Regions from separate parts of the Homo sapiens genome. Here region 1 is linked to region 2. Evidence: read pairs that join two places in POLR2A ChIA-PET (ENCODE). Cell type or tissue: PC-9. All regions are shown on one strand. Links, peaks and the distances in the headings refer to the core of each region. The heading gives the core; the rest is flanking DNA. Region 1 overlaps PRPSAP2 (phosphoribosyl pyrophosphate synthetase associated protein 2). Region 2 holds the start of LOC124904114 (small nucleolar RNA MBII-202).

Region 1 (16,079 bases), core at 3,664-11,663, 50 kb after region 2:
AATTCCAAAATCAATCAGGATGGTTTCTCTGTGTCATTTTGTTTCATGCACTGACAGAGAGGAATTCTAAAGCAACTTGATCCTGATTGTACGATAATGAGTTAATTTACATCATGGGTGAGAAAGAACAAGACACAGGGCCTCAGCTATCCTTTTGTTTCCTATTCACTCAGTTATTCAGAGAAAACAATTTCAAACAACTCATTCAAGCAAGTTCTGTTCCTTACAAAAGCAACACTTTCTCTGATGATCCCTTTTAGTCAAAACAACTGCTCATTGTCAAACAACTCCAAAACAATAGCTCTGGACTTCGACCTATTCATCAATAACTTCAGGATTCTAAAGGCACTAACCACTAAACACAGTGGCTCACGCCTGTTATCCCAACAGTGGCTCACGTCTGTTATCCCAACACTTTGGGAGGCCGAGGCAGGCAGATCACTTGAGGTCAGGAGTTCGAGAAGAGCCTTACCAGCATGGTGAAACCCCATGTCTACCAAAAATACAAAAATTAGCTGGGCATGGTGGCGCACGTCTGTAATCCCAGCTACTTAGGAGGCTGAGGCAAGAGAATCGCTTGAATCCAGGAGGTGGAGGTTGTAGTGAGCCGAGATCACACCACTGCACTCCAGACTGGGCGACAGAGGGAGACCCTGTCTCAAAAAATAAATAAATAAAGGCACTAACCACCACCATTCTACATAATGGTATTTAATTTATAAAGTCCTTCAGTAAGTTCTTTGATGCTTATTAACTCTGTAAGATAAGCCAAGCAGGTGTTATCCCCAGGAAACTGAGGCTTGGAGAGACAGCCTTGACCAAGGTTCTCACAAAGACTGGCTAAGGCACAAGTGGAAGCCCAAGTCTTGGACTGCTAATTTAATACCTTCCTGACTGATAAAAGTCAGCCCCAGTCTGACTTCTACATTGATTACAGCTATTTTCTAAGGTTGGCTGCCAAATGAAAAACTTGGAGGAGGGAACTAGAAATAATAGGATCAGAATTTGCATGTGGCTGAGCCAGAAAGTGCCATCTCCTGCTCGAAGTCTGGGTGAATGTGTTTATCAGGACATTAGAACACAAGAAAATCACCACCACATAGCTACGGGATATAAGACAACCAGAACTGACTTTACTGTGTTGATGCCATGTCGACAGAGCTCTTGCTCACAATACCTTTTTATTTTACTTTGTTTTTTTGAGACAGGGTCTGGCTGTCACCCAGGCTGGAGTGCAGTGGTGTGATCTCACCTCACTGCAACCTCCACCTACTGGGCTGAAGTGATCCTCCCACCTCAGCCTCCTGAGTAGCTGGGACTAGAGGCACACGCCACCACACCCGGCTAATTTTTGTATTTTTGGTAGAGATGGGGTTTCAACATGTTGCCCAGGCTGTTCTTGAACTCCTGGACTCAAATGATCTTCCAACCTCAGCCTCCCAAAGTGCTGGGATTACAGGTGTGAGCCATCGAGCCTAGCCCACTCACAATACCTTAAACTCACAGACCAAACTCCTAAGCCTTGACTGTGTTATTTTACTACCTGTTCCATATAAAACTGAACCTTTTGTAGCACTCATCTCCATACTAAAACACACGTTCATTCATTCATTTATTTATTTGATGGAGTTTTGCTCTTGTTGCCTAGGCTGGAGTGCAATGGCACGATCTGGGCTCACCGCAACCTCCGCCTCCCGGGTTCAAGCAATTCTCCTGACCTCAGGAGATCCACCCATCTCGGCCTCCCAAAGTGCTGGGATTACAGGGGTGAGCCAATGCGCCCAGCCTCTAAAACATTCATTTAATGTAGTATGATCTATGTGGATTCAATTACTGAAACTGGGAGAAAAAGAGACTGGGTCTTTCGTTCCAATCTACCCAACTGACCTACCAGTCAAAGAGCACATGAGGGCAGTCTGCAAGTGCCATGGGAACACAGCCCTGCCTGCACTGGTCACCACCACATCCACGATGGCTGGCACAGCAGCACTCAAATATGTACTCGGTAAAGACTGAGTGGAGGGGGGCAAGTCAATTTCTTTTTTTTTTTTTTTTTTTTTTTTGAGATGGAGTTTTGCTCTTGTCACCCAGGCTGGAGTACAATGGCGCAATCCTGACTAACTGCAACCTCTGCCTCCCAGGTTCAAGCAATTCTCCTGCCTCAGCCTCCCAAGTAGCTGGGATTACAGGCGTGCGCCACCATGCCCCGCTAATTTTGTATTTTTAGTAGAGACAGGGCTTCACTAAGTTGGTCAGGGTGGTCTCAAACTCCTGACCTCAAGTGATCCACCCCCCTCGGCCTCCCAAAGTGCTGGGATTACAGGTGTGACACCGCACCTGGCCCAATTTCAATCATATTTGGCCAACACTCAAGTCCCCTAATCACTGGTATAGAAAACATTCTTGGAAGTAAATAGTTGCCCCACTACCTTCAAGGAAACAACATTTGGTGGAACTACCTTGGTTCCTTCATCTCTGTGGGTCTGTTTCCTCATCTATGAGAGATTATAACTGCTGACTTCCAAAGTTGCAAAGATCAAATAACATAACATAGATAAAAAACATCTGACGCTACACATGCATTCCTACAGGGCATCTTCCTAGGCCTCATCAGCCCCAGCAAAATAGGTTCTCAATAAACATTTGAACAGATGAATGACAAACATCACTGACAAAAGCCAAAGAAACTGAGCAAAAGGCTACTACATCCATCCCTCTGTGAACAGGTGGGTGACAGAAGTAAACTGAGGACTCTAGAGGTTACTAAAAGTCCACCCAGATGGGAAAGTCAACAGAAAATTCATCATGTTCTTCTGGTATTTAGTGGGAAAGAAAAAAAAATGTATCAAGGCCAGATGCAGTGGCTCATGCCTGTAATCCCGGAACTTTAGGAGGCCAAGGCAGGAGGATTACTTGTACCCTAGAGTTAGAGACCAGACCTGGCAACATAGGGAGATCCCGTTGCTACAAAAATAAGGAAAAAACCAGCTGGGCATGGTGGCACATGCCTGCAGTCCCAGCTACTCAGGAGACTAAGGCAGGAGGATCTCTTGAGCCCAGGAGATGGAGGCTACAGTGAGCCGTGGTTGTACCACTGCACTCCAGCCTGGATGACAGAGCAAGAACCTGTCTCAAGGAAAAAAAAGTATCAAAACATTGTCACTTCTGCTTCCACTAGGAAGGATTATTAATACTCCTTCTGCCACCCACAACTAAAACCCCTGGATGTTACATACAAACAAAAATGAGAAGACTCTGGCCAGGCGCAGTGGCTCATGCCTGTAATCCTAGCACTCTGGGAGGCTGAGGCAGGCAGATCACGAGGTCAGGAGATAGAGACCATCCTTGCTAACATGGTGAAACTGTCTCCACTAAAAATACAAAAATTAGCCAGGCATAGTGGCAGACGCCTGTAGTCCCAGCTACTCGGGAGGCTGAGGCAGGAGAATGGCATGAACCCGGGAGGCGGAGTTTGCAGTGAGCCAAGATCGTGCCACTGCACTCCAGCCTGGGTGACAGAGCGAGATTCCGTCTCAAAAAAAAATGAGAAGACACTAAAAGGTAGAGAGAAGGCAGACTAGCAAGGGACCTCAGGACCTGAGCAACGTCACGGTGGTGGCTTCCTTGGGCATTCCTTTTGCCTTATTATCCCAGATTTGTAGCTGGAGAAGAAGCGACCCAAAAATGCCAGTGGGCAAAGACAAGAAAAGCTCCAACAAAGGTCGGCTCTCCCTAGTCAAAGGACTAAGAAAAGGGCAACCTAGTGAGTGAGAAAATATTTAGACAATAACTGCCTTACTCTAGCCACACAGGCAGGAAAGCCACAGCCCACGTTTCCGCCACATTTCCGCCGCATGAGTAAAGGTTGAGGGGTGAGCCTGTACTTCCTGGCTTGTCAGGCTATAATGAGGCACCCCAAACCCAATGGGGTGGTTTCACAGAAGGCCAAACAGGGAGCTGGGACTTTCACCCTCACTCAGCAGTAAGGAGCAACTGCCAGAGTCAGTGGAGAGTGAAATCTGGACTTCTACCCCCAACTCAGCAGTAAAGAGGTGCCCCTCCCCTCTCCATTGCAGTGGTATCAGAGGCAGCCTGGTGGAGTCAGGAATTCCACCACCACCCAATGAGAATGATGCTACTTTTCCTTGGCGTCAGCGGAGGACATGGAGGGAGCATTTCCACCCATGAGTAACAAGGACCACCTTAGGTGGTCCACACAAGGCCTGGTGGTGAATCTCGACTTCTACCCTTACCTAGCAGAAACGAGCCCCAACACCACCACTTTCCCTGCCAGAGTCCTGAGAAGCCAGCAAAATCAGAAGGCCTAAATGAGACCCAGAGTCTCACACACAATATCTAAAAGTCCAGATTCCAATCAGAAGCCACTCGCCACACTAAAGGCCAGTGAAATCTCAATATGAATGAAAAAAGACAATTAACAGATGCCAACACCAAGATGACAGACATGCTGAAACTGTATAACAAAGATTTTAGAGCAGCCATCAGAAAAGTGCTACAAGCAGCAATTATGAGCATGTGTGAAATAAAAAACAAGAAGTCTAAACAAAGAAAGTATTGACAAAAAAATAGAAGGTATAAAAAAAGACCCAAGGCCAGGCGTAGTGTCTCATGACTGTAATTCCAGTACTTTGGGAGGCCGAGGCAGGCAGATCACTTGAGGCCAGGAGTTTGAAACCAGCCTGGCCAACATGGCAAAACCCCGTCTCTACTAAAAATACAAAATTAGCAGCCAGGCACGGTGGCTCACGCCTGTAATCCCAGCAGTCTGGGAGGCTGAGGCGGGCAGATCACGAGGTCAGAAGTTCAAGACCAGCCTGACCAACATGGTGAAACCCCATCTCTACTAAAAATACAAAAATTAGCCGGGCGTGGTGGCAGATGCCTGTAATCCCAGCTCCTCAGGAGGCTGAGGCATAAGGATCACTTGAACCCAGGGAGCGGAGGTTGCAGTGAGCTGTGATAACACCACTGTACTCCAGCCTGGGCAACAGAGCGAGACTCAGTCTCAAAAAAAGAGAACCAAAAACTTATTTTAGAACTTAAAAAATACAATAACCAAATTAAAAAGCTCAGTTGGGCTGGGGGTGGTGGCTCACACCTGTAATCCCAGCACTTTAGAGAAGCTGAGGTGGGCAGATCACTTGAGCTCAGGAGTTCAAGACCAGCCTGGGCAATATGGTAAAATCCCCGTCTCTACCAAAAATACCAAAAATAAATTCGCAAGACACGGTGGCATGCACCTGTAGTCCCAGCTTCTTGGGAGGCGGATGTGGGAGGATTGCTTGAGCCTAGGAGGCAGAGGTTGCAGTGAGCTGTGATCATACCACTACACTCCAGCCTGGGCAACAGAGGTGAGACCCTGTCTCAAAAAAAAAAAAAAAAAAAAAAAAAACTCAGTTGGATATACTCAACAGCAGAATGGAAGTTACAGTGAAAATAATAATGGAGGTCAAGGAAAGAATCAGTGAACTGGAAGACAGACAACAGAAATTAGCCAATTTGGACAACAGAGAGAACAATGGCTGTGGCAGGGCATGGTGGCATGTGCTTGTAGTTTCAGCTACTCTGGAGGCTAAGATGGGAGAATCACTTGAGCCCAGGGGTTCAAGACCAGCCTGAGTAACATAGTGAGACCCACTAAAAAATAAAAATATAAAAGACTAGAAAATAAAAATAAACAGAATCCCATGGACCTGTAACAAAAGATCAGCTGGGCACGGTGGCTCACACCTGTAATCCCAGCACTTTGGGAGGCCAAGGTGGGTGGATCACCTGAGGTCGGAAGTTCAAGACCAGCCTGACCAACATGGAGAAACCCCGTCTCTACTAAATATACAAAAGTAGCTGGGCGTGGTGGTGCATGCCTGTAATCCCAGCTACTTGGGAGGCTGAGGCAGGAGAATCGCTTGAACCCAAGAGGCAGAGGTTGCAACGGTGAGCCAAGATCACGCCATTGCACTCCAGCCTGGGCAACAAGAATGAAACTCCATCTCAAACAAACAAACAAACAAACAAACAAACAAACACCTGACATTTATGTCATAAGAGTCCCAGAAAAAGAGGAGAAAGACGGTAGGACTAAAAAAGTACTCAAAAAGACAATGGCTGAAAGCTTCCCAAATTGGTCAGAGACATAAACCCACAGCTTCAAGAAGTCCAGCAAACACCAAACAGGATAAACCCAAAGCAATCTCAAGATATATCATAATTAAACTTTTGAAAACTAAAGACAAAGAAATAATCTTGAAAAATAATTCATGATAACCAACTTCTCATCAGAAACCACAGTGACCAAAAGAAAGTGACACAAAAACTTTTCAGGTGCTGAGAGAAAAGAACCGTTACTCCAGAATCCTATACCCAGCAACGATGTCCTTCAAGAATGAAAAGGAACTCTAGACATTCTCAAATGAAGGAAAACCAGCAAAATGTGTTACCAACAGAACTATTATTTAAAAGCGGCAAAAGGAGGTACTCTAAACAGAAAGGAAACAATAAACTAAACTTTGGAATATCAGCAAGGAAGAAGGAAACAAAAATACCTGTAAATATAATAAGCTTTTCTTCATTTCTGACTTTTCTAAATTATGTTTGATGTTTAAAAGCAAAAATTCTGGCTGGGTGTGGTGGCTCAAGCCTGTAATCCCAGCACTTTGGGAGGCCGCGGTGGGCAGATTGCGAGGTCAAGAGATGGAGACCACCCTGGCCAACACAGTGAAACCCCATCTCTACTAAAAATACAAAAATTAGCTGGGCGTGGTGGCGCTCGCCTATAGTCCCAGCTACTTGGGAGGCTGAGACAGGAGAATCACTTGAACCCGGGAGGCGGAGGTTACCAAGAGCTAAGATTGCACCACTGCACTCCAACCTGGTGACAGAGCGAGACACTGCCTCAAAAAAAAAAAAAAAAAAAAAAAAAAGCAAAAATTCTAACAGCCTGATACTGCTATAAATGTATGTATAGAAATATTTAAGACAAATATATTAAAAACAGGGGGAGTAAAGAGACACAGAGAGGTATGACTTCTATATTTCACTCAGGCTGATAAAATGACATCAGTATATTGTAATATGTTTTGTATATGTAATAAAATACTTAGAACAACTATTAAAACAGCTATATAAGGTGATATTCAAAACACTATAGAGGGCCGGGCGTGGTGGCTCACGCCTGTAATCCCAGCATTTTGGGAGGCCAAGGCAGGCAGATTACCTGAGGTCAGGAATTCCAGACCAGCCTGGCCAACATAGTGAAAACTCCATCTCTACTAAGAATACAAAAATTAGCTGGGTGTGAAGATGGGAGCCTGTAATCCCAGCTACTCAGGAGGCTGAGACAGGAGAATCGCTTGAACCTGGGAGGTGGAGGCTGCAGTGAGCCAAGATGGCACCATTGCACTCCAGCCTAAGTGACAAGTATAAAAATCCGTCTAAACAACAACAACAACAACAACAACACCACTATAGAGAAGCACCACTCTAGAATGGCAGAATAAGGACCCTAAAAAATCTGCTCCTCCATGAAAGAAAGAAAAACTCTAAAAAATTTTGCAAAAATTAACTTTTACATAACTGTGGAAGTTAACCAACAGCTTGCAACAATCTGAGGAGTGTTTAAGAAAAACAGCTGAATCTTGTTAAAGAGCAAACTTTGGGCTGGGCATGCTGGTTCACGACTATCATCCCAACACTTTGGGAGGCTGAGATGGGCAGATCACTTGAGGCCACGAGTTGGAGACCAGCCTGGGCAATATAGTGAGACCCCATCTCTACAAAAAAAACATGAGAATTAGCCAGGCATGGTGCTGCATGCCTGTGGTCTCAGCTACTTGGGAGGCTGAGGTGGATCACCTGAGCCCAGGAAGTCCAGGCTGCAGTAAACCATAATGATGCCACTGCACTCCAGCCTGGGCATCAGAGTGAGACCCTGTCTCAAAAAAAAGAAACTGTGTGTGTTTTAACTTGCCCCATTCCCATTATTCCATTATTCCCATGCCTCTCTCTCCAGTTCTGCAAAAGACAAAAATTGGAAACCTCATAATCATGGTGGCCATGAGAAACAGAAGACTAGCAACCACTGGTGGGAAAAGAACAGGTTTGGAGCTTCTCAAGAAGCCCATTCTCAGGTAACCATCACTATTATGCCTATCTGGCAGCTTGCTGAGACTCAGGGCTGGAGAATATGATCAAACTTAGAGTCACTCTGTGTGAATAGTCCCATCCCCAGAGTAGATGAGCAATCAACAGCAACTGTTTAACACTGCAGCCGCCTGAAGTGACAATACCAGTTGAGTAAAACAAGGGGCTAGACAAAAAAAAAAAAAAAAAAAAGGAAAATCTGGGGAATGAGATGGCCACATGGGCCTTGAAAAGCTTATTCCTGCATGTAAAGAACATGCGCTTACCCAGGAAGGACCTGAAAAGCCCCTAACCTTGAACCTTGGCTGACCTTAAGGCTCTGTGCAACCAAGAAGTAAAGGCTAAGGCAGAGTTGTAAGCTGCTGGGAGAATTGAAGACATGCACAAACACACACACACAGACCTTGAAGAGAGTGGGAGATTTATTGCTTCAAGGCATTTCAGGAAATCTCTGTCCAATCATTAGCTGGCCAGTAAGCTAACCAACCAGAGACTTCAGTGGCTGAATGCTACAAAGAATACAGACTTTACAGAATTGGCACAGGGTGGCCACTAAACAAACATATCACAGAAACAACAGCAACAACAAACACTGGGAATTGGTGGAGGTAGAATCTGATGCTCAGATTTTTCACATTACATAATTTAAAATGTTGTTTTTAACTAAAATGTACAAGGCATGCAAACAAAAAGGAAAATATGGGCCGGGCATGGTGGCTCACACTTTTAATTCTAGAACTTCAGGAGGCCCAAGGCAGGAAGATTGCTTGAGGCCAGGAGTTTGAGACCAGTCCAGAAACACAGCAAGATCTTGTTTCTGTATTCTTTTTTAAAGTAAGAAGTTTTGGCCAGGCATGGTGGCTCACACCTGTAATCCCAGCATTTTGGGAGGCCAAGATGGGTGGATCACCTGAGGTCAGGAGTTTTGAGACCAGCCCAGCCAACATGGTGAAATCCCGTCTCTACTAAAAATACAAAAATTAGCTGGGTTTGGTGGCACACACCTGTAATCCCAGCTGCTCAGGAGGCTAAGGCAGGAGAATCGCTGGAACCCAGGAGGCAGAGGTCACAGTGAGCTGAGATCATGCCACTGCACTCCAGCCTGGGCAACAGAGCAAGACTCTGTCATAAAATAAAAATAAAAATTAAATTAAATTAAAATAATAAAGTAATAAGTTTTTTTAAACATTAAAAAAAAGAAAAACATGGCCCATACACAGTAAAAAAGCAGTCAACAGAAACGATCTCTGAAAAAGCCCAATGTCAGAATAACTAGACACAATAAATTAGCTATCATAAATATGTTCACAGAACTAAAGAAAACAATGTCTAAAAAATTAAGGGATACCCAAAGAAATGAAATATTTATTTAGGCATAAATATAACAAAATATGGGCTGGAAGTGATGGCTCATGCCTGCAATCCCAACACTGGGAGGCTGAGCCTAGGAGTTAGAGACCAGCCTAGGCAACACAGTCAGACCCCCGTCTCTAACAAAAAATATATATATATTTTTTTAATTAGCCAGGCATGGTGGTGCACACCTATAGTCCTAGCTACTTAGGAGGCTGAAATGAAAGGATTGCCATGAGCCCAAAAATTCAAGGCTGTAGTGAGCTGTGATGGCACCAGTGCACTCCAGTCTGGGTAAACAGAGCAAGACTTTCTCTTTAAAAAAAAAAAAAAAAAAAGTACACATCTATATGGGGAAAACTACAAAACTCTGATGACAGAAATCAAAGATGAATTTTTAAAAAATGATATCCCATGTTCATGGATAGGAAGACTCAATATTGTCAAGATGCCAGTTCTCCCCAATCTGATCTACAGATTTAATGCAAATCCCAATCTAAATCCCAACAAGTTATTTTGTGTATTTCAAAAAACTGATTCTGAAGTTTATATGGAGAGGCAAAAGACCCAAAATAGCCAACACAATATTGAAGAACAAAGTTGGAGGTGTGACAATACCCAACTTGAAGACTATTAAGGCTGGGCGTGGTGACTCACGCCTGTAATCCCAGCACTTTGGGAGACTGAGGTGGGTGGATCACGAGGTCAGGAGTTCAAGACTGGCCTGGCCAAGATGGTGAAACCCCATCTCTACTAAAAATACAAAAATTAAAAATTAGCTGGGCATGGTGGCAGGTGCCTGCAATCCCAGCTACTCAGGAGGTGAGGCAGAGAATTGCTTAAACCCAGGAGGCGGAGGGTGCAGTGAGCCAAGATTGCACCACTGCACTCCAGCCTGGGCAACAGAGCAAGACTCTGTCTCAAAAAAAAAAAAAAAAAAGACTATTGAAAAGCTACAGAGGGCCGGGCATGGTGGATCATGCCAATAATCCCAACACTTTGGGATGCCGAGGCAGGCAGATCACCTGAGGTCTGGAGTTCAAGACCAGCCTGACCAACATGGAGAAACCCCATCTCTACTAAAAATACAAAATTAGATAGGCGTGGTGGCGCATGCCTGTAATCCCAGCTAGTCAGAAGACTGAGGCAGGAGAATCACTTGAACCCGAGAGGTGGAGGTTGCAGGGTGAGCTGAGATCGTGCCATTGTACCCCAGCCTGGGCAACAAGAGCGAAACTCCGTCTCAAAAGAAAAAAAAAAGCTATAGAGGCCTGCATGGTGGCTCACGTCTGTAATCCCAGCACTTTGGGAGTCAGAGGTGGGTGGATCACCTGAGGTCAGGAGATCAGGTTGGTCACCAGCCTGACCAACATAGTGAAACCCCATCTCTACTAATTAGCCAGGTGAAGTGGTGCACACCTGTAATCCCAGCTACTTGGGAGGCTGAGGCAATAGAATTGCTTGAGCCTGGGAGGCAGAGGTTGCAGTGAGCCAAGATTGTGCAGCCCGGGCAACAAGAGTGAAACTCCATCTCAAAAAAATTAAAAAGCTATGGTGGCTGGGTGCGGTGGCTCATGCCTGTAATCCCAATACTTTGGGATGATCATTTGAGGTCAAGATCACTTGAGGTCAGGAGTTGGAGACCAGTCTGGCCAACATGGCGAAACCCCGTCTCTACTAAAAACACAAAAATTAGCCAGGCAGTGGTGCAATCACGGCTCACTGTAGCCTTGACCTCTTGGGCTCAAGCAATCCTCCCACCTCAGCCACCCAAGTAGCTAGAACCACAGACAAATGCCACCACATCCAGTTAATGTTTTTTTTTTTCTTAAAAACGAGGTCTCACTATATTGCCCTGGCTGGTCTCAAATTCCTGGGCTCAAGTGATCCTTCTGCCTCAGCCTCCCGAAGTGCTGAGATTACAGAAGTGAGCCACTGCACCTGGCCAATGGATTCTTAGACATGACATCAGAAGCAGAGGCAATAACAAACAAAAAAGATAAATTGATTGGGGAGGCCAAGGCAGGCGGATCACGAGGTCAAGAGTTCGAGACCAGCCTGGCCAACATGGTGAAACTCCATCTCTACTAAAAAATACAAAAAATTAGCCGGGTGTGGTGGCGGGCACCTGTAATCCCAGCTACTCAGGAGGCTGAGGCAGGAGACTCGCTTGTACCCGGGAGGCAGAGGTTGCAGTGAGCTGAGACACTGCACTCAAGCCTGGGCAACAGACTGAGACTCCGTCTCAAAAAAAAAAAAAAAAAAAGATAAATTGAACTTTATCAGCATTGAAACCTTTTTGTGTGAAAGAACACCATCAAGACAGTGAAAAGACAATCTGCAGAAAGAGAGAAAATATCTGCAAATCATGTATCTAACAAGGTTTAGTATGTAGAATATATAAAGAGTGCTTATAACTCAACAAAAAGACAACCCAATTATTAAATGGGCAAAGGGTGTGAACAGGCATTTCTCCAAATATATACAAATGGCCAAAAAGCACATAAAAATATACTCAACAGCTAGGCATGGTGGCGCATGCCTGTAATCCCAGCTACTCAGGAGGCTGAGGCAGGAGAATCGCTTAAACCTGGGAGGCGGAGGTTGCAGTGAGCCGAGATCGCGCCACTGCACTCCAGCCTGGGTGACAGAGCGAGACTCTGTCTCAAAAAAATAAATAAATAAATAAATACACACACACACACACACACACACACACACACACACACACTCAACAGGCTGAGGCAGAAGGATTGATTGAGCCCAAGAGTTTGAGCCCAGCCTGAGCAACATACTGAGACCCTGTCTCATTAAAAAAAAAAAAAAGATACTCAACATCATCAATCATTAGGGAAATGCAAATGAAAACCACGATAAGGTAGAATTTCACACCCACTAGGATGATTATAATGAAAAAACTCAGAGAATTAAGTGTTGGTGAAGATGTGGAGAAGTTGGAACCCTCATACTCTGCTGGTGGGAATGTAAAATGGGCAGCTGCAGTGGAAAAGAGACTGATAGTTCCTCAAAACATAAACGAAACTGCCATATGACCCAGCAATTCCAATCCTAATATATATCCACAAGAAAGGAAAAATGAAAACTTATGCCAACACAAAAACTAATCCATGACTGACCATAGGAGTCCTATTCATAATAGCCAAACGGTAAAAAAAAAAAGTGTCCATCAACAGATGAATGGATAAACAAACTAGTATACACATACAATGCAATATTACTCAGCCATCAAAAGGACTGAGGTACTGGCCAAGTGCGGTGGCTCACGCCTGTAATCCCAGCACTTTGGGAGGCCGAGGCAGGCAGATCACAAGGTCAGGAGTTTAAGACCAGCCTGACCAACATGGTGAAACCTCATCTCTACCAGAAATACAAAAATTACCCAGGTGTGGTAGCATGCACCTGTAATTCCAGCTACCTGGGAGGATGAGGCAGGAGAATTGCTTGAACCCAGGAGGCGGAGGTTGCAGTGAGCTGAGATCGTGCCACTGCACTCCAGCCTCGGCAACAGAGTAAGATTTTGTCTCGAACAATAACAGCGACAACAAAACACTGAGATACTACATGCTACACCATAGATGAACCTTGAAAACTGCTAAGTGAAAGAAACCAGACACAGAGGGCCACATACTGTGTGGCTGCCGAGGGACAGAAGGTGAAGGGATAAGGAATGATTGCTGAATGGGTACTAGATGTTCTTCTGGGAAGACGAAAATGTTCTGAAAACAGAGACAGGTGGTGGTTACACAACATTGTGAATGCACTAAATGCCAGTGAATTCTATACTTTAAAATTATTGTATATTATGTGATTTTTCACCTACATTTTTTTAAAGCATGTATATCAGAGAAAAATTATTAAGTAAAATTAATTCAGCCTTTGAAGAAATGTTTGGAAAAGCTATTTGAAATGTTTACATTCTAAAATTCAGTCTGTTTCTTACAATTTAATCAAATGGACAAGAGGAGATCAGGTGATACAACTTCTTGAAGGACACATGGGTGAACACAGGCCCGGCTGGGTTGGGAAAGTCAGCCACAAGAACACAGCCATGTAATGGTTTTATCTCAAATGCCAATTTATTTTATTTAATATACTAAGTCTACATATTAAAGTGCTATTCTTAATTCATAACGTCAATGACTTATGTGAAATACTTTTGAAATCAATGGCTTACTGTGTGCAAGTTCTCCTCCATCCTTCAATACTGCCAGCCCACGAGCCCAGGGTGGAGGCACCCTACACTTTCTTTCATTCCACAGGACTCAACAACAATCCAGTGATCAAAGGTATTCAACTGGAAAATAACTTTAAAAGGGCTTTTTTAGGAAAAAGGCTTTATTCCTACAAGTGATTTTGTTCTTTCCCTCTCCAGTGGAGTGGCTTCTCCACAAAACACTGGTAGTATAAGAAATCCTCTCAACCGACATATAATTTTAAGTATGCAATAGTGACACATCAGTTACTCCAGGTTACATGTAACTCACTCTACTGACTCTCAAGGCTCCCCCTTTGGTACACCTCAGGTTGTGTCAATTTTGTAAAATGTCACCTTTAACATATACAAATAACTGGCCTCTCAGCTGGATAAAATTCTGTTAATCAATTTCTGAGTTCCTCAAATAAGGGGCAGTAAACAACTATGAAGTTGTCTGCTAGTACTGTAAATATTCGCCAGTACTGTAAACGCCAGACTCAAAGACTGACATGTGATTGTCAATCTGGGTCTGGGGAAAACACTAGATCGTATTCCCCAGAACTGGATTGCTTTGGTCAAGAAATATGATTGAGGTCAGGCGCAGTGGCTCATGCCTGTAATCCCAGCACTTTGGGAGGGTAAGGCGGGTGGGTGGATCGTTTGAGCCTCAGTAGTTCAAGACCTGCCTGGACAACATGGCAAAACTCTGTTTCTACTATTAAAAATAAAAATAAGGCCCAGTGTGGTGGCTCACGCCTGTAATCCCAGCACCTTGGGAGGCCAAGGCAGGTGGATCACCTGAAGTCAGGAGTTTGAGACCAGCCTGACCAACATGGTGAAACTTCATCTCTACTAAAAATACAAAAATTAGCCAGGCATGGTGGTGCACGCCTGTAATCCCAGCTACTTGGGAGGCTGAGGCAGGAGAATCGCTTGAACCCAGGAGGTGGAGGTTGTGGTGAGCCGAGATCGCGCCACTGCACTCCAGCTTGGGCAACAAGAGCGAAACTCCATCTCAAAAAATAAAGAAATAAAATAAAATAAATAATAATAATAATAAAAATAAAAGAAAGTGTAAGTGGAAGATAACTTAAAAAAGGAAGTATGTCTGGCAATCATAGAGTGGGATTGGAAAAAAAAGAGAGGAAATTAAAATGTTTACTTAATAAATGGAGTTGACAGAACAATCTTAAAATACCAGTCCATGGAAGAAAAATAAGAGATATCGCTGGGAACCACTGAAGTTCAAATTAGAATGCCTGGAACTCATCACGGATACAATCCTTAGAAGTAGATCCAGAAAGAGGTTGTGAGATTCCCACCTACCTCTTCGCCGAGGCTGGAGACTTGGCCACGATTACTGCATTCCTGTAATCTGGGATCTGTGACAGACAAGAAGTCAGGTATTACTGCATGTCAACAAAAAGGAAAATTCCAACAGACCCAAAAATGCTTGGCTAGTTGAAAGTTTTCCAAAAAAAGAAAAAGTTCAAAGTAAAATTCTCCTTTGGAAAATGAAGAAAGGAACCTGCCTATGAAAAAATATTACTAACTTGTGAGCCACACAGACTTCTTTTAGGAAAAAAGTAGGGATAATTGGTGATTAGCTCTTATCTCTGCCAGCAAATACTAATGATGCAGTGTAAAGATGTTTCTATATATCTCGTCAACAAGAATCCTAATTACATGTAATTTCAAAGTACAAGGATATCCAATTCAATCTGAATACAAGCTGACTGTCAAATTCCAAATTACTGCAGTCCAAACAAATGGCTATTTAACATATCGCAGTCATAACATGTTGAAGCAACCAATTTGTTAAAGGATAATCGGCCCAGCACTATTTTAAAAAAATATATTAACTATATTCTCATTGCTTTTTTCTCACAATTACACCAATGAATTTTAATATGAGCAGTTAATAACACCTAGCAACATGTATAAAACAATGCCTACCATACAACAAGCACTAAATAATAACTACTTAGCAAATGAACAAAAAATGATTAATTTGAATAATTTAGTACAGTTGCCTCCGGCATAATCACATGGCTCAGCTGTATCTACAGGAAAGCCTAATTTATCCAACACTCTCAGGAAGTAAGGCAGTAAAATATATTTCCATTTGGGCACTTTCATTATTTTTGCTGGCAGTCTTTCTAAACTTTTTCATGTATTTCCTTGTCTCATCAAACATCATCAAACATTACCAAACCCAGCCAAGAAAAGACAGAACCAAGAAAACAGTTAATAACAATTAAAGGACCTAAAAGAAAGGACTCTAACAAAAACAAGTCTATTGTCTCTACGGAGGTTAAAATGGGAAATTATATACAACAAGAAAGAACAA
Region 2 (16,079 bases), core at 32-8,031:
AAAAATACAAAAATTAGCCAGACATGGTGGTACGCACCTGTAATCCCAGCTACTTGGGAGGCTGAGGCAGGAGAATTGCTTGAACTCAGGAGGTAGAGATTGCAGTGAGCCAAGACTGCGCCATTGCAGTCCAGCCTGGGCAACAGAGGGAGACTCCATCTCACAAAACAAACAACAACAACAACAAAAAACAATTAATAGTCCTCACATACAGGACTAGGCAGAAGAAGGAAGGGAAAAAGGAAGTCACTGCTGAGAGAACCCTCAGGCAGGCTCAACTGCCTGCCGTCTCCCCTTGCCTCTGGCCAGCGAGCCTCAGATGGTGTTTACTTCCCAAGCCATTGCTTGCAATGTGTTTTAAAACAAAAGGCTGCTTTGCACTGATCAGGAGGACCCAGCTGGGAGGATCCAGACTTACCAAAACTATCCCATTAATAGAGTAGTTGTACCAGCAGCATTGGCTCTGAGACCGTTGGCTAGGTCTTAGAAGGAAATAAACCACTTAGTGATAACTGCCGCCTTTGGATCAAAAGTCCTTGGGATTTTTGCCACTGAGTTTAAATGGAAAAAAATGAAAAAAGAGAAAAAAAATCCTAGGGAAAGAAAGCACCAGTAAAGGTGCTCTTAAGGGGCTGAGACTGATTTGCTGGTTCTGTCCTGAAGGACGGGGACAGGAGGAGGGTGGCAGCGGAGGACATGGAGGGAGAAGTACCAAACAAGCCCAGCCATGTCTGCGGGAGAAGAAACGCCACCCGAAGCCCAGTCACACCCACATTCCCACCCCACCTGACCCAACGGGATCACCTATTCACTCACCCCAAGAAACATGAAGACCGTCCTAGCTGAGAAGTCATCCGTACCACACCCCTTGAAGCCTCTTCCATCCCCGGAAGAAGTCCCTCAGACTCATGAGAACCAGGAACGGGATGTGGAGGGGTCAGCAGAGCCTAAGCAGGACGACTGGAGCCATTTGTATCTTGTGTGTGGGGCATCTATGAGCTTATGAGTTTCTTTCTTAAGTGCTTCAGAATTGTGACCAAGGCATGACCAACCATGTGATGAGCTGGGCAGCACTGGAACGGACTGCACATGAGTGAAGGGAGCCCATGAAGGGAGCCCACGGTCATCTGCGGCAGCTTGCAGCGAATCCCTCCAGGGCCTCTCTCTGCCTGCCTGCCAAGTCTAGTTCCAGCTTATCTGTTGCTCCTGCTTTTGCAATAAGCACAAGACTGATCATTTATTCCTGCTAAGTATTGTCTGCTTGTCTGTCCTGATGGAGAAACTCCCCAAGAGTCCTAAGCTACAAGGGCAAGCGTGCTCAGGGCAGCCAAAAAGTTTAGAAATTTCCTACATAACCACCCAGAGAAGGTGGTGAGTGAATTATGAGACCTCCAAACCATGGAACACCATGACCATTAAAAAGATGAGGTGGCTTTATATAATGGCATGGAAGGATGATACACTTGTAAGTGAAAAAAGCAAGCTAGAGAATATAGACCCATATCCATGTTTATCCTCTCATTATATATAATGTAAGGGGCTGAACAGCCACAGTGTTTTGAAGGACACACACCAAACTGCTAAGGAGAGGAGAAAGGAGAATTATCACTTTATTTTATTTTATTTTTTTGAGACAATGTCTGGCTCTATTGCCCAGGCTGGAGTGCAGTGGTACAATCACAGCTCACTGCAGTCTCAGCCTCCTGGGCTCAAGGGATCCTCCTACCTCAGCCTCCTGAGTAGCTGGGACTACAGGCATGCACCACCATAGCCAGCAAAGTTTTGTGGGTATTTTTTTATAGCGACAGGGTCTCACCATGTTGCCCAGGCTGTTGTCAAACTCCTGGGCTCAAGCAGCCTTCCAAAGTGCTGGGATTACAGGCGTAAGCCACTGTGTCCGGCCCAAGTTATCACTTTTTATGCTTTGGTGTGGGCTGGGCTTTTTTGTAAGACCTCTGGCCTTGGCCTTGGTTTAGACCAGCAAGCTGGCCCCTAGGGGTGCCCCCGACCCTGCCTGGGCTCCCCTCACCAGCCAGGTCAAGCAGTTTCCTTCCACTGATACAGAGGCTCAAGGAGAGTGTTGCCAGGTGCTTTGTGAAGGGTGGTGGGTCCCAGACAACCATTTCCTGAATGCTCACCTGCCCACCTGTGCTGGGTACCTGCATCTGCATTGGTTGGTCACCTCCCCGCAGCCCTTCCAGGCGGCCTTCACTTCCCTCCACTCCGCTGCTCTGCTGGCCGAGCGCTGCATTCTCTCATCCAGGTACCCTCTTGACCACTCCCCTTGAGGGCTTCAGGTTTGAGAGTCCACCCTCCATCACTCCCCACCCAAACCCACCCTCCCCAAAGCTCAGTGGGCTCGGCTGGGACCCCAGGGGCCAGCCCACAGCTTCATCTTTACCATGGTTACAGACACCTACCGAGCAGTCACCATGTGCCCACGCATCGTCCACCCTCAACTCTCCCAACTCCTTGAGGGATGGAAAATCCGAGGCACAGAGAAACAGAGGAACTTGCTCAAAGTCACACAGCAACTAAGAGACAGAGGAGGACTTTGAACCCAAATTGTCCAGCTCTCGAATCTGCCCTTTTAACATTAAACTCCACCACCCAGCATGGCTCGTGACAGGTATTCAGTGGGAAGGAATGACCCCCCTCCTCCCCTGGGGTCCCAGCCAAGCCCACTGAGCTTTGGGTGAGGTTGGGTTTGTGCAGGGAGTGATGGAGGTTGGACTGTTAAGCCTCAGGCCCTCGAAGGGAGTGGTTGAGTGGGCACCTGGATGGGAGGACCCTGAGCTCAGCCGGCAGAGCAGCAGAGTGGAAGGGAAGTGAAGGCAGCCGGGAAGGGCTGCTGGGAGGTAATGGAACCGATGCAGACCAGGCGTCCAGCACAGGTGGGGAGGGACTGATCCCTGGCCTCCAGTCTTATCCTTTTGAATCTACTCACCACGCACAGTATGTCAGAACACCCTAAAAGCCTAACCCTGGACATGACACTCCTGTTTCAAACTTACCTTCAACAGCCTTTACTGCTCCAGAGATCAAGTGCAAGGCCTTGGGCTCGGCACCAGGGGCCCTGGAACCTGGCCCTCCCCCGACCCAGCTCCATCTTCTGCTGCCCTCAGTTCCTCCCTGGGTGTCCTCAAGTCCCCCTACCTCTCAGTCTGCTTGGTGAACTGCTACTCATCCTTCAAGACGGTACTGAGACATCACTGCCTCTCTGAAGCCTTCCTTGGCTCCTCCCTCTTCTGTGCATCCCTGGCCCTGCTGGGCTAGTGGCTGTGCTGCCACACGACACAGTAGTATCTGCCCCCACCCACCCGTCACCCCGCTCCTCCAGTGACCGGCACAGGGTCTACCCTTGCCACATCACTGCAAGAGGTCCAAGGAGCCCAGGCAACTGAGGAATCTTCAGATGCTGAGGCCCCTGAGGCCCTTCAATCCCAGAAACCTATTCTTTTTTTATCATTATTGAGGGAGAATGCATTTAACATAAAATCCATCATTTTAACCCCTTAAAGTACACCAGTCTGTGGTTTCCACCACCTTCACAACACTATGCACCCATCGCCATTACCTATTCCAACATTTTTCTTTTCTTTTTTTTTTTTCTGAGACAGAGTTTTGCTTTGTCACCCAGACTGGAGTGCAGTGGCGCAATCTCGACTCACTGCAACATTTGCCTCCTGGGTTCAAGCAATTCTCCTGCCTCAGCCTCCCGAGTAGCTGGAATAACAGGCACGCACCACCACGCCTGGCTAATTTTTGTATTTTTAATAGAGACGGGGTTTCACCGTGTTGGTCAGGCTGGTCTTGAACTCCTGACCTCAGGTGATCCACCAACCTCAGCCTCCCAGAGTGCTGGGATTACAGGCATGAGCCACTGCGCCCAGCCTATTCCAGCATTTTTCATCCTCTCCAATGAAACCTTGTACAAATTAAGCATCATCTTCATTCCCCCTCCCCAAGCCTCTGGCAGCCACCAATCTACTTTCCCTCTTTGTGGATTTGCCTTCTCTGGTGTTGTGGTATCATAGGTATGTAGGAGTTGCCTTCTCTGGTGTCGTGGTGTTATGTATACACACAGGTTTCCACCCTGGGTTCCTGACTCAACTCCACAGCCCTTGCTGCATTCTGTTGTTATCACATCTGGCATGTCAGGCCTCAGGAAACAGAATCTCTCTGACCTTCTCCTGCCTCCTCTCACCTGCCCCAAGGCGGCCTCTAATCTTCCCCTGTCTTTCTAATTGTGGGTCACATCATCCTCATTCCAGAGAGGGTCCTGCCCCACACCCTGGGGGAAGGAATGCTGATCTCAAGAAGCTTTCATAAAACCCAGGAGGACTAGGTCCAGAGAGCTGCCAGATGGCTGAACACGTGGAGGCAGGCAGGAAGGTGAAAAAGAACTCATCCCTGTCCTGGGAGGGTGGCAGGAAGGTGAAAAAGAACTCATCCCTGTCCTGGGAGGGTGGCAGGAAGGTGAAAAAGAACTCATCCCTGTCCTGGGAGGGTGGCACTCCCCAACTGCAGGAACAGAAGCTCCTGTGCTCAGGACCCTTCCAGATGTCACCCTGTGTCTCTCTTCATCTGGCTGTTTCTTTGTATCCTTTAAAATGCCCTTCACAATAAACCAGTAAGCCTCCTAAGTAAGTGTTTCCCTGAGTTCTGTGAGCCGCTCTAGCAAATTAATTGAATCCAAAGGGGGTCGATCGTGGGAACCCAACTTGAAGCTTGTGGGTCAGAAGTTCCAGAGGTCTGGACTGGTGGGAAAGGAAGAGTCAGCCTTGGGAACTGAGCCCTCACCCTGGGTAGATAGTGTTGGAATTGAATTGGAGGGCACCTTGCTGGTGTCTACTGCAGAACTGATTGCTTGTCTATTGATGGGGAGATGTCCCCACATTTGGTCACAGAAATCTTCTGCGTTTGTTGCAGTGTGAGAGCAAAGGTAAAACCCGGTTGGGAAATTTTTCCAAAACAGGTGTATTATGTAAGTGGCATCACACGATACATGGTCTTTTGTGTCTGAGTGCTTTCGCTGAGGATGTTTTCACGGTTCATCCATGTTGTAGTGCATGTCGGCGCTTCGCTCTGTCTTCTCACTGAATAATTGTCAACTGTATGTGTATGCCATAGTTCGTTTATCCATTCGTCGGTTGGATGGACATCTGAGTTTTTTCTACCTTTTGTCTATTGTGAATAAAGTTGCTATGAACATTGAGGTGAAAGTATCTCTTTGAGACCCTGCTTCCTTTTTAAAATTTTTTAAAATTAAAAACATTTGTTTTTGTTTTGTTTTGTTTTTGAGACAGAATCTCACTCTGTCACCTAGGCTGGAGTGCAGGAGCGCAGTCTAGGCTCACAGCAACCAACCTCCACCTCCCGGGCTCAGGTGATTCTCATGCCTCAGACTCCCAAGTGGCTGGGATTACAGGCTAAATTCTGTATTTTGAGTAGAGACAGGGTTTTGTCAGGTTGGCCAGGCTGGTCTCAAACTCCTATCCCCAAGTGCTCCACCACCCCAGCCTCCCACAGTGCTGGAATTACGGATGTGAGCCACCTCACCCAGCCAATTTTTTTCTTTTTTTACTTCTAATAGTACTTTGAAAGAAGCCCTACTTTCAATTCCTTTGGGCATATATTTATGAGTGGAATTGCTGGGTGGTATTCTATGTTAAACTTTGAGGATTGGCCAAACTGTCTTCCAGAAGAGCTGCACCATTTTACATTCCCACCAGCAACGCACTAGACCCCCAGTTTCTCCACATTCTCATGAACACTTGTTATTGTCCATTTTTACATTTTTTTTTTCAGTCAGAGTTTTACTTTACAGCCCAGGCTGGAGTGCAGTGGCACGATCTGGACTCACTGCAACTTCTGCCTCCTGGGCTCAAGGGATCCTCTTGCCTCAGCCCACCAAGTAGCTGGGACCACACGTGCATGTCACACACGCAGCTAATTTTTGTATTTCTGGTAGAGATGGAGTTTCACTGTGTTGCCCAGGCTGCATTTTGACATTATTATGATAGCCGTCCTAGTAGGCGTGAAGTAGCATTTCATTGTGGTTTTGATTTGCATTTCCCTAAGGACTAGTAATGTTGAACATCTTTTCATGTAATTGTTGGCTGTTGAAGGTATGTCTACCTTCCTTGGTAGAGAAATATCCTGACCCACACATGCATAGCCACTGCCATTATCAAAATCCCCAACCAAAAGTTGTTATGCTTGTTACAACTGATGAGCCTGCATTGATACATCTCCCAAAGCACATACATTACATTAGGGTTCACGCTTGGTGTTGTATTCTATGTGTTTGGATAAACATATACTGACATGCATCCACCACTATAATGTCATACAGAGTAGTTTCACTGCCCTAAAAGTCGCCTGCATTCTCCCTATCCTTCCCTCTCTCCTCCCTAACCCTTGGCAACCACTGATCATTTTCTGTTCCCACGGTTTTGCCTTTTCCAAAATGTCATATAGCTGTAATCAAACACTTTGTAGCCTTTTCAAAAGGCTTCTTTGACTTAGTCATCTGTATTTCTGTTTCCTCCATGTGTTCATGGCTTGGTAGCTCATTTCTTTTTAGCACTGAATAATATTCCATTATCTAGATACTATGATTTATTTATTCATTCACCTACTTAAGGACATCTACCAAAGTTTTGGTAATTATGAATAAAGCTGAATTCATAATGAGTAAACATCCATGCACAGGTTTTTGTGTGGACGTAAGTTTTCAACTCCTTTGAATAAATACTCAAGAGTAACTGCTGAATCATATGGTAAGTGTAAGCTTAGTTTTTATGCTTTTTAAAAAATTATTATTTTGCTCAGTTATCAGATGGAAAGGGATTCAAATATACTTGCATCAAAGCACATTTAGATTTGTAAGAAACTTCCAAACTGTCTTCCAAAGTAGCTATACCGGCCAGGCGCGGTGGCTCACGCCTGTAATCCCAGCACTTTGGGAGGCTGAAGTGGGAGGATCACCTGAGGTCAGGAGTTTAAGACCGGCCTGATCAACATGGAGAAACCCTGTCTCTACTAAAAATACAAAAATTAGCTGGGCCTGGGGCACGAGCCTGTAGTCGTAGTTACTCAGGAGACTGAGGCACAAGAATCATTTGAATCCAGAAGGTGGAGGTTGCAGTGAGCTGAGATTGCGCCACTGCATTCCAGCCTGGGCGACAGAGCAAGACTCCGTCTCAAAAAACAAACAAACAAACAAAAAACAACAGGCCGGTGCGGTGGCTCACTCCTGTAATCCCAGCACTTTGGGAGGCCAAGGCAGGTGGATCACCTGAGGTCGGGAGTTGGAGACCAGCCTGGCCAAGATGGTGAAACCTCTTCTCTACTAAAAATACAAAAATTAGCTGGGCATGGTGGCACATGCCTGTAATCCCAGCTACTCAGGACGCTGAGGCAGAATTGCTTGAACCAGGACCCGGGAGGCAGAGGTAGCAATGAGCAAGATCGTGCCACTGCACTTCAGCCTGGGCTACAGAGTGAGACTCTGTCTCAAAACAACAACAACAACAACAACAACAACAAAGTAGCTATACCATTTTGCATTCCCACCAGCAATGAATGAGAGTTCCTGTTGCTCCACATCCTCCCCAGCATTTGGCGTTGTCAGTGTTCTGGATTTTGGCCACTCTAATGGGCTTGCGGTGGTGTCTCTCTGTTGTTTGAATTTGCAATTCCATGATGACATATAATGTTGAGCATCTCACATGCTTATCTGCCATCTTTATATTTTATTCGATGATATGTCTGATCAGATCTTTCACACATTTTAAAATTGTTTTCTTATTTAATTTTTTTTCTTTTGCTTTGTTATTGTTGTTTTGGTTTTTTGACAGGGTCCTGCTCTGTTGCCCAGGCTGGAGTGCAGTGATGTGATCTCAGCTCACTGCAACCTGCACCTCCTGGGCTCAAGCAATCCTTCTACCTCAGCCTCCCAAGTAGCTGGGACTACAGGCGCCTGCCACCACGCCCAGCTAATTTTTTATATTTTCAGTAGAGATGGGGTTTCACCGTGTTAGCCAGGATGGTCTCGATCTCCTGACCTCGTGATCTGCCTGCCTCGGCCTCCCAAAGTGCTGGGATTACAGGCATGAGCCGCAGCACGTGGCCAGTTCTTTCTATATTTTGAACAACACTTCTTTATCAGATATGTCTTTGGGAACTATTTTCTCCCAGTCTGTGTCTTTTCATTCTCTTGACACTGTCTTTTGCAGAGCAGAATTTTTTTTTTTTTTTTTTTGAGATGGGGTCTCACTCTGTCACCAGGGTTGAAGTGCAGTGGCTCAATCTCGGCTCACTGTAACCTCTTCCTCCCTAGCTGAAGCCATCCTCCCACATCAGCACCCCTAGGTAGCTGGGACCACAGGCATGCACCACCATGCCCAGCTAATTTTTTTTTTTCATATCTTTGGTAGAGACAGTGTTTTTCCTTGTTGCCCAGGCTGATCTCAAACTCCTGAGCTCAGGTGATCCACCCACCTCAGCCTCCCAAAGTGCTGGGATTACAGGCATCAGCCACCATGCCCGGCTGCGGATCGGAAATGTTTAAATTTATGAGGTCCAGCTTATCAATTCTTTCCTTTATCAGTTGTGGCTTTGATGTTGTATCTGAAAAGCATCACCAAATCCAAATTCATCTAGATTTTCTCCTATGTTGTCTTCCAAAAGTTTTACAATTTGTGTTTTACATTTAGGTCCATTTTGAGTTAACTTTTGTGAAAAGTGTAAGGTCTATGGTTCATCTTTTTTTTTTGTATGTGGATGTCCAGTTGTTCCAGCACCATTTGTTAGAAACACTTTTCTCCATTGTACTACCTTTTCTCTTTTGTAGAAGATCAATTGACTATATTTATGTGGGTATATTTCTAGGCTCTCTATTGTGTTTTATTTTGTTGTTGTTTTGTTTTGTTTTTGATTTTGATTTTGTTTTTTTTTGGGGACGAAGTTTCGTTCTTGTTCCCCAGGCTAGAGTGCAATGGTGCAGTCTCAGCTCACTGCAACCTCTGCCTCCCAGGTTCACGCGATTCTCCTAGGCTGTCATTTTCAAGTATAAAAATTTAGTGTTCCATCGGCCGAGGTGGGCAGATCACAAGGTCAGGAGATCGAGACCATCCTGGCTAACATGGTGAAACCCTGTCTCTACTAAAAATACAAAAAAATTAGCTGGGGGTGGTGGCAGGTGCCTGTTGTCCCAGCTACTCGGGAGGCTGAGGCAGGAGAATGGCGTGAACCCAGGAAACGGAGCTTGCAGTCAGCCGAGATTGCGCCACTGCACTCCAGCCTGGGGGGACAGAGCCAGACTCCGTCCCCCCTCAAAAAAAAATTTAGTGTTCCATTACCCAATCTGTGCAGAAGACATAGCTACAAGCTCAAGTCATGTGAACTTATTCCTTCTTTCATGTTCTTTCTTTCTTTATGTAGATCCAAATTTCTGATCTGTATTGTTTTCCTCCTTTCCTTAAAAAAATTGATGGCCAGGCACGGTGGTTTACACCTATAATCCCAGCACTTTGGGAGGCCAAGACGGGTGGATTGCTTGAGCACAGGAGTTTGAGACCAACCTGGGCAACACGGAGAAACCCTGTCTCCACAAAAAATACAAAAAAAATTAGCCAGGCGCCGTGGCAAGTGCCTGTAGTCTCAGCTATTCAGGAGGCTGAGGTGGAAGGATCCTTGAGCCCAGGAGGCGGAAGCTGCAGTGAGCCAAGATCGTGCCACTGCACTCTAGCCTGGGCAACAGAGTAGTGTGACCCTGTCTCAAAAAAAAGAAAAAGAAAAAAAAGAATTTATTTATTACAAGACAGGTCTACTGGCAATAAATTCTCTCAATTTTTGTTTGTCCGAGAAAGTATTTCTCCTTCAAATTTGAAGGATATTTTCACAGCGTACAGAATTCTAGGTTGGTAGTGTTTTTCTCTCAACACTCAAATATTTCACTCCACTCTTCCTTCTTGCATGATTTCTGAGGAGACACATGTAATTTTTATCTTTGCGTCTCTATAGGTAACATGATTTTTTCCTCTGACTTCTTTCAGATTTCTTTCTTTTCCTCTGACTTCTTTCAGGATTTTTCCTTTATCTTTGATTTCCTGTAGTTTGAAAATGTCACACTTATGTGCAGAGTTTTTGTTTCGTTTCATTTGTCATTTATCCTGCTCAGTGTTCTTTGACCTTCTTGGATCTGTGGTTTGGTGTCTGACACTGATTTGAGGAAACTTGCAGTCCAATATTTCTTCTCTTCCTGTCTCTCTTTTCCTTCTGCTATTCCCATTTACATGTATGTTACACCTTTTGTAATTGCTCCACATATTCTGGTGTTTTTTTTTTTTTTTTTTTTTTTGTCTTTGTTCTCTTTGCTTCTCAGTTTTGGAGGTTTCTATTAAGATATCCTAAAGCAAGGCCAGGCGCTGTGGCTCACACCTGTAATTCCAGCACTTTGGGAGGCTGAGGTGGGCGGATCACCTGAGGTCGGGAGTTCGAGACCAGCCTGACCAACATGGAGAAACCCTGTCTCTACTAAAAATACAAAAATCAGCTGGGCGTGATAGCGCGCGTCTGTAATCCCAGCTACTTGGGAAGCTGAGGTGCGAGAATTGCTTGAGCCTGGGAGGCGGAGATTGCAGCGAGCCGAGATCGTGCCGCTGCACTCCAGCCTGGGTGACAGAGTGAGACTCCATCTCAAAAGAAAAAAAAGAAGATATTCTAAATCTCAGAGATTCTCTGCTTAGTCATGTTCAGACTACTCATACGTCTATCAAAGGCATTCTTCATTTCTGTTACAGTGTTTTTATCTGTAGCATTTTTTTTATTGTTCTTAAGATTTCCACCTTTCTGCTTTCATTGCCCGTCTGTTCTTGCATGCTGTCTGCTTAACGAGAACCCTTGGCATTTTAATCATAGTTAGTTGTTTTAAATTCCTTGGCCGGGCATGGTGGCTCAGGCCTGTAATCCCAACACTTTGGGATGCTGAGTCGGGCAGAAGATCACCTGAGGTCAGGCATTCGAGACCAGCTTGGCCAACATGGTGAAACCTGTCTCTACTAAAAATACAAAAATTAGCCCGGCATGGTGTCGCACACTTATAATCCCGGCTACTCAGGAAGCTAAGGCAGGAGAATCACTTGAACCTGGGAGGCGGATGCTGCGGTGAGCCGAGATCATGCCACTGCACTTCAGCCTGGGTGACAGAGCAAGACCCTGTCTAAAAAAAAAAAAAAAAAAATTCCATGTCTGGCCAGACACAGTGACTCACACCTGTAATCCCAGCACTTTGGGTGGCAGAGGTGGGCAGATCACATGAGGCCAGGAGTTCAAGATCAGCCTGGGCAACTTGGTGAAACCCCATCTCTACTAAAAATACAAAAATTAACTGGGCATAGTGGTACACGCCTGCAATCCCAGCTATTCGGGAGGCTGAGGCACAAGAATCATTTGAACCCAGGAGGCAGAGGTTGCAGTGAGCCGAGATCACGCCACTGCACTCCAACCTGGGTGACAGAGTGAGACTCTGTCTCAAAAAAAAAAAAAAAAAAAATTCCCTATCTGATAATTTCAGCATCCCTTGTGCCAGGTCTGGTTCTAATGCTTGCTCTGTCTCTTTGAACTGTTCTTTGCTTTTTAACATGCCCTGTAATTTTTTTCTTGATAGCTGGAAGTAATGTACTGGGTAAAAGGAACTGCTACGTAAATAGGCCTTTAGTGATGTGGTGGTGAGGTGTAGGGGGAGGTCCTACAATTAGGTCTTTTCTGATGACCCTGTGCCACTGGACTGTGAATGTCACCGAGCTTTTCTCAGATTTTCTTCTCTACCCTTAGGTAGGAAAGGATGGCGAGAGTAGGCTGGGATTGGGTACTATCCTTCTCCCACATGGTTGGCTAGGGTGAGCTTTAGTTGAGTATTTCTCTTCTCCCACGTGGAAAGTTAGAGCTGACTAGAATTAGGTTTTACCCTTCTCCTAGTTCAGTTAGGCTCTGATAAAACCCCAGAATGTTAGGCTCTGGTTAACTAGCTTCTCCTGAGGGCAGAGTTTGTCAAGAGGAGCACAGTGCTCTGAAGCTTTCAGAATGATTCCTATTTCCGTCTCCCTGCTGGAAGCTCAAGGGGATTCTTCTTGAGAAGGTAAAATTCACAAAAGTATGGGGTCCTCATATGAGGGAGTCCCCCTGAAGTTTTTAACTCTCAGACTTGTTCTCACCTAGCCTCTAACAATTTGTTGATTACAGTTCAGGTTTCCTAACTCTGGCACCGGTTCCTATAAAGACTTCTGTACATTGTTCTCAATGTTTGCATTTCTGTCTCTGATTATGGGAGCAGTGGTTTGCCCTGTGACCTCACTTCTCATATGGCTCTAACAAAGTAGAGTTGATTTTTCAGTTTGTTGAGCTTTTTACTTGTTGTAGGATGGAGTTTCAACTCCCAAGCTTTTTACATGTGGAACTGAAATTTACTAAGAAGAAATTCACAAAACATAAAATTAACATTTTAAAGTGAATAATTTAGTCAGGCGCTGTGGCTGACACCTATAATCCCAGCACTTTGGGAAGCTGAGGCGGGAGGATCACTTGAGCCCAGGAATTTGAGACCAGGCCGGACAATATGACAAAACCCTGTCTCTACTAAAAATACAAAACTTAGCTGGGCGTGGTGGCACATGCCTGTGGTCCCAGCTACTCGGGAGGCTGAGGAGGGAGGATCGCTTGAGCCTGGGAGGTGGAGGCTGCAGCGAGCTGTGATTGCATCACTGCACTCCAACCTGGGTGACAGTGAGACCCTGTCTCAAAAACTAAATAATAAAATAAAAAGTGAGTAATTTAGTGGCATTTAGTGCATTCACAATGTTGTGCACTCACCACCTCTATCTAGTTCCAAAACATTTCTGTCACTCCAAGAGAAAATCCTGTGCCTATTAAGAAGTTTCTCCCTGGCTAGGTGCGGTGACTCACACCTGTAATCCCAGCACTTTGGGAGCCTGAGGTGGGCAGATCACGAGGTCAGGAGTTTGAGACCAGCCTGGCCACTATGGTGAAACCCTGTCTCTACTAAAAATATAAAAAATTAGCCAGTTGTGGTAGCATGCTCCTGTCATCCCAGTTACTTGGGAGGCTGAGGCAGGAGAATTGCTTGAACCCAGGAGGCAGAGGTTGCAGTGAGCCTAGACTGTACCACTGCACTCCAGCCTGGGCAACAGAGCAAAACTCTATCTCAAAAAAAAAAAAGAAAAGAAGTTTCTCCCTATAACCCACTCTATCCCCTGGATCAGGGGTCCCCAACCCCCAGGACCACGGGCCGCACAGCAGGAGGTGAGCGGCAGGCAAGCCATCATTACTGCCTGAGCTCCACCTCCTGTCAGATCAGTGGCAGCATTAGATTCTCATAGGAGCAAGAACCCTATTGTGAACTGTGCATGCGAGGGATCCAGGTTGCACACTCCTTATGAGAATCTAATGCCTGATACCTGAGGTGGAGCAGTTTCATCCCCAAACCATCCCCAACCCCTTGCCCCAATCTGTGGAAAAGTCGTCTTCCATAAAACCAGCCTCTGGTGCCAAAAAGACTGGGGACCACTGCCCTGGATAACTACACATCAGCTACATATCTATCTACTCATCCCCTGATAACTACATATATGCTTTCTGTTTTTATGGATTTGGCTATTCTGGATATTTTATATAAATGGAATCACACAATATGTGACCTTCTGTGTCAGGTTAATTTCACTTAGCATAATGTTTTAGAAGCTTGTGCACGTTGTAACTCATACAGTAATCTATTCCTTTTTATTCTATGTAAATACTGTTTTTTGTTTTGTTTTGTTTTGTTTTTTTGAGACAGGGTCTCACTCTGTTGCTCAGGCTGGAGTGCAGTGGTGCTATCTTGGCTCACTGCAACCTCCGCCTCCCAGGTTCAAGTGATTCTCCCATTTCAGCCTCCCAAGTAGCTGGAACTACAGGTTGGTGCCACCACACCTGGCTAATTTTTTTTTTTTTTTTTTGGTAGAGATGAGGTTTCAACCATGTTGTCTAGGCTGGTTTCAAACTCCTGACCTCAAGTGATCTGCCCGTGTTGGCCTCTCAAAGTACTAGGATTACAGGCATTAAATACTAAGATTTGTTTATTCATCCATTGATGGACATTTGAGATTCCACAATTTGGTGATTGTGAATAGTGCATCTGAACATGTATGTCCATGTACTTATTTGGGTATCTGTTTGTAATTTTTTTTGGAATATACCCAGGAGCAGAATTGCTGGGTCATCTGGTAATTTTATGTTTAACTTTTTGAGGAACCGCCAGACTGTTTTCCACAGCAGCTGCATCATTTTACCTTTCCACCAGCAGTGTATGTACGAAGGCTCCAATTTTTCCATATTCTTGCCAATACTTGTTTTTGTTTGTTTGTTTGTTTTACAAGGCAGGGTCTCACTATGTTGCCCAGGCTGGTCTCAGACTCCTGGGCTCAAGTAATCCTCCCACCTCAGCCTCCTGAGTAGTTGGGACTACAGGTGTGCAACACTGCAAGTGGTGCCAACACTTGTTATTTCTGGTTTTGTTTGTTTTGTAGCATAACCATTCAAATGGGTATGAAGTTGTAACTCATTGTGGTTTTTGTTTGTACTATCTATAATGACTAATGATGTTGAGCATCTTTCCATTTAGATATATTTTTTGTATGAATGCCTGTATATCTTTTTGTTCTTTTTTTTTTTTTTTTTTTTTTGAGACTGAGTCTCACTCTGTTGTCGTGTCTTGGCATAATCTCAGCTCACTACAACCTCTGCCTCCTGGGTTCAAGCGATTCTTGTGTCTCAGCCATTGAGTAGCTTGAATTACAGGCGTGCACCACCATGCTTGGCTAATTTTTGTATTTTTAGTAGAGACCGGGCTTTTCCACGTTGGCCAGGTTGGTCTCGAATTCTGGGCATCAAGTGATTCACCCATAGCCTCTCAAAATGCTGGGATTACAGGCATGAGCCACCATGCCAAGCCTGTATATCTTTTTGTATATCTTTCTTTGTGGGAATGCCTATTCAAATCCCATTTAAAACATGTTTTTGGGCCAGGCGCGGTGGCTCACTCCTGTAATCCCAGCACTTTGGGAGGCCGAGGCAGGCAGATCACAAGGTCAGGAGTTCGAGACCAGCCTGACCAACATGGTGAAACCCCGTCTCTACTAAAAATACAAAAATTGGCTGGGCGTGGTAGTGCATGCCTGTAATCCTAGCTACTCAGGGGGCTGAGGCAGCAGAATCGCTTGAACCCAGGAGGCAGAGGTTGCAGTGAGCCAAGATCACGCCAATGCACTCCAGCCTGGGCAACAGAGCGAGACTCTGTCTCAAAAAAAAAACAAACATATATATATATATGTATTTTTTTTTTGGCCAGGTGCAGTGGCTTACACCTGTAATCCCAGCACTTTGGGAAGCTGAAGTGGGCAGATTGCTTGAGCTCATGAGTTCAAGACCAGCCTGGGCAACATGGTGAAACCCCATTACTACAAAAAATACAAAAAATTAGCTGGGCATGGTGGCACATGCCTGTAGTCCCAGCTCCTCAGGACGCTGAGGTAAGAGGATTGCTTGAACCCAGGAGGTCGAGACTGCAGTGAACTTAGATCATGCCACTGCACTCCAGCCTGGGTGACAGAGCCAAAACTTGTCTCAAAAAATAAATTGGTTTTTTATCTGTTTGTTGTAGAATTGTACATTTATATATCCTGAATAAGACCTTTATCAGATATATAATTTGAAAATATTTTCTTCTACTTTTAGATTGTCTTTACACTATCTTGATAGTGTCCTTTGGTGCCCAAAAGTTTTAATTTGATGAAATCCAGTTATCTATTATTTATTTTGTTGCTTGTGCTTTTGGTGTCATATCTAAGAATCCTTTGCCAACCCGAAGGTCATGAAGATTTATCCCTGTGTTTTATTCTAAAAGTTTTATAGTTTTAGCCCTTCATTCTTTGTGTATGGATTTTTAGTTGTCCTAGTACCATTTGTTAAAAACACCATTCTTGGCTGGATGCAGTGGCTCACACCTGTAATTCCTG

The links. ChIA-PET counts read pairs that join two places held together with the same protein. Peaks named below come from ENCODE experiments on the same cell type or tissue, not always from the same donor. Only the 100,000 strongest peaks of a DNase experiment are listed, where the experiment ranks them.
Region 1: POLR2A ChIA-PET joins it to region 2 with 8 read pairs; 6 of 35 experiments call an interaction of 5 or more read pairs at or near these places.

What each region holds. Positions count from the first base shown.
Region 1 is chr17:18,888,854-18,904,932 of GRCh38, reverse strand. PRPSAP2 (phosphoribosyl pyrophosphate synthetase associated protein 2) reads right to left here. Exons shown (of 12, transcript NM_002767.4): 8 at 15,056-15,111. Among named protein-coding and RNA genes, the nearest start is that of PRPSAP2, 39 kb to the right of the region's middle. RefSeq lists an enhancer at 4,201-4,250. In PC-9, for the core only: no CTCF peak of the experiment used is centred there; no DNase peak of the experiment used is centred there.
Region 2 is chr17:18,934,817-18,950,895 of GRCh38, reverse strand. LOC124904114 (small nucleolar RNA MBII-202) reads right to left here and starts at 6,897; the gene lies at 6,823-6,897. It also overlaps a transcript of SLC5A10 not described here. RefSeq lists enhancers at 2,421-3,034, 3,035-3,648. In PC-9, for the core only: no CTCF peak of the experiment used is centred there; a DNase peak (open chromatin) is centred at 4,165; H3K27me3 peaks cover 1,144 bases.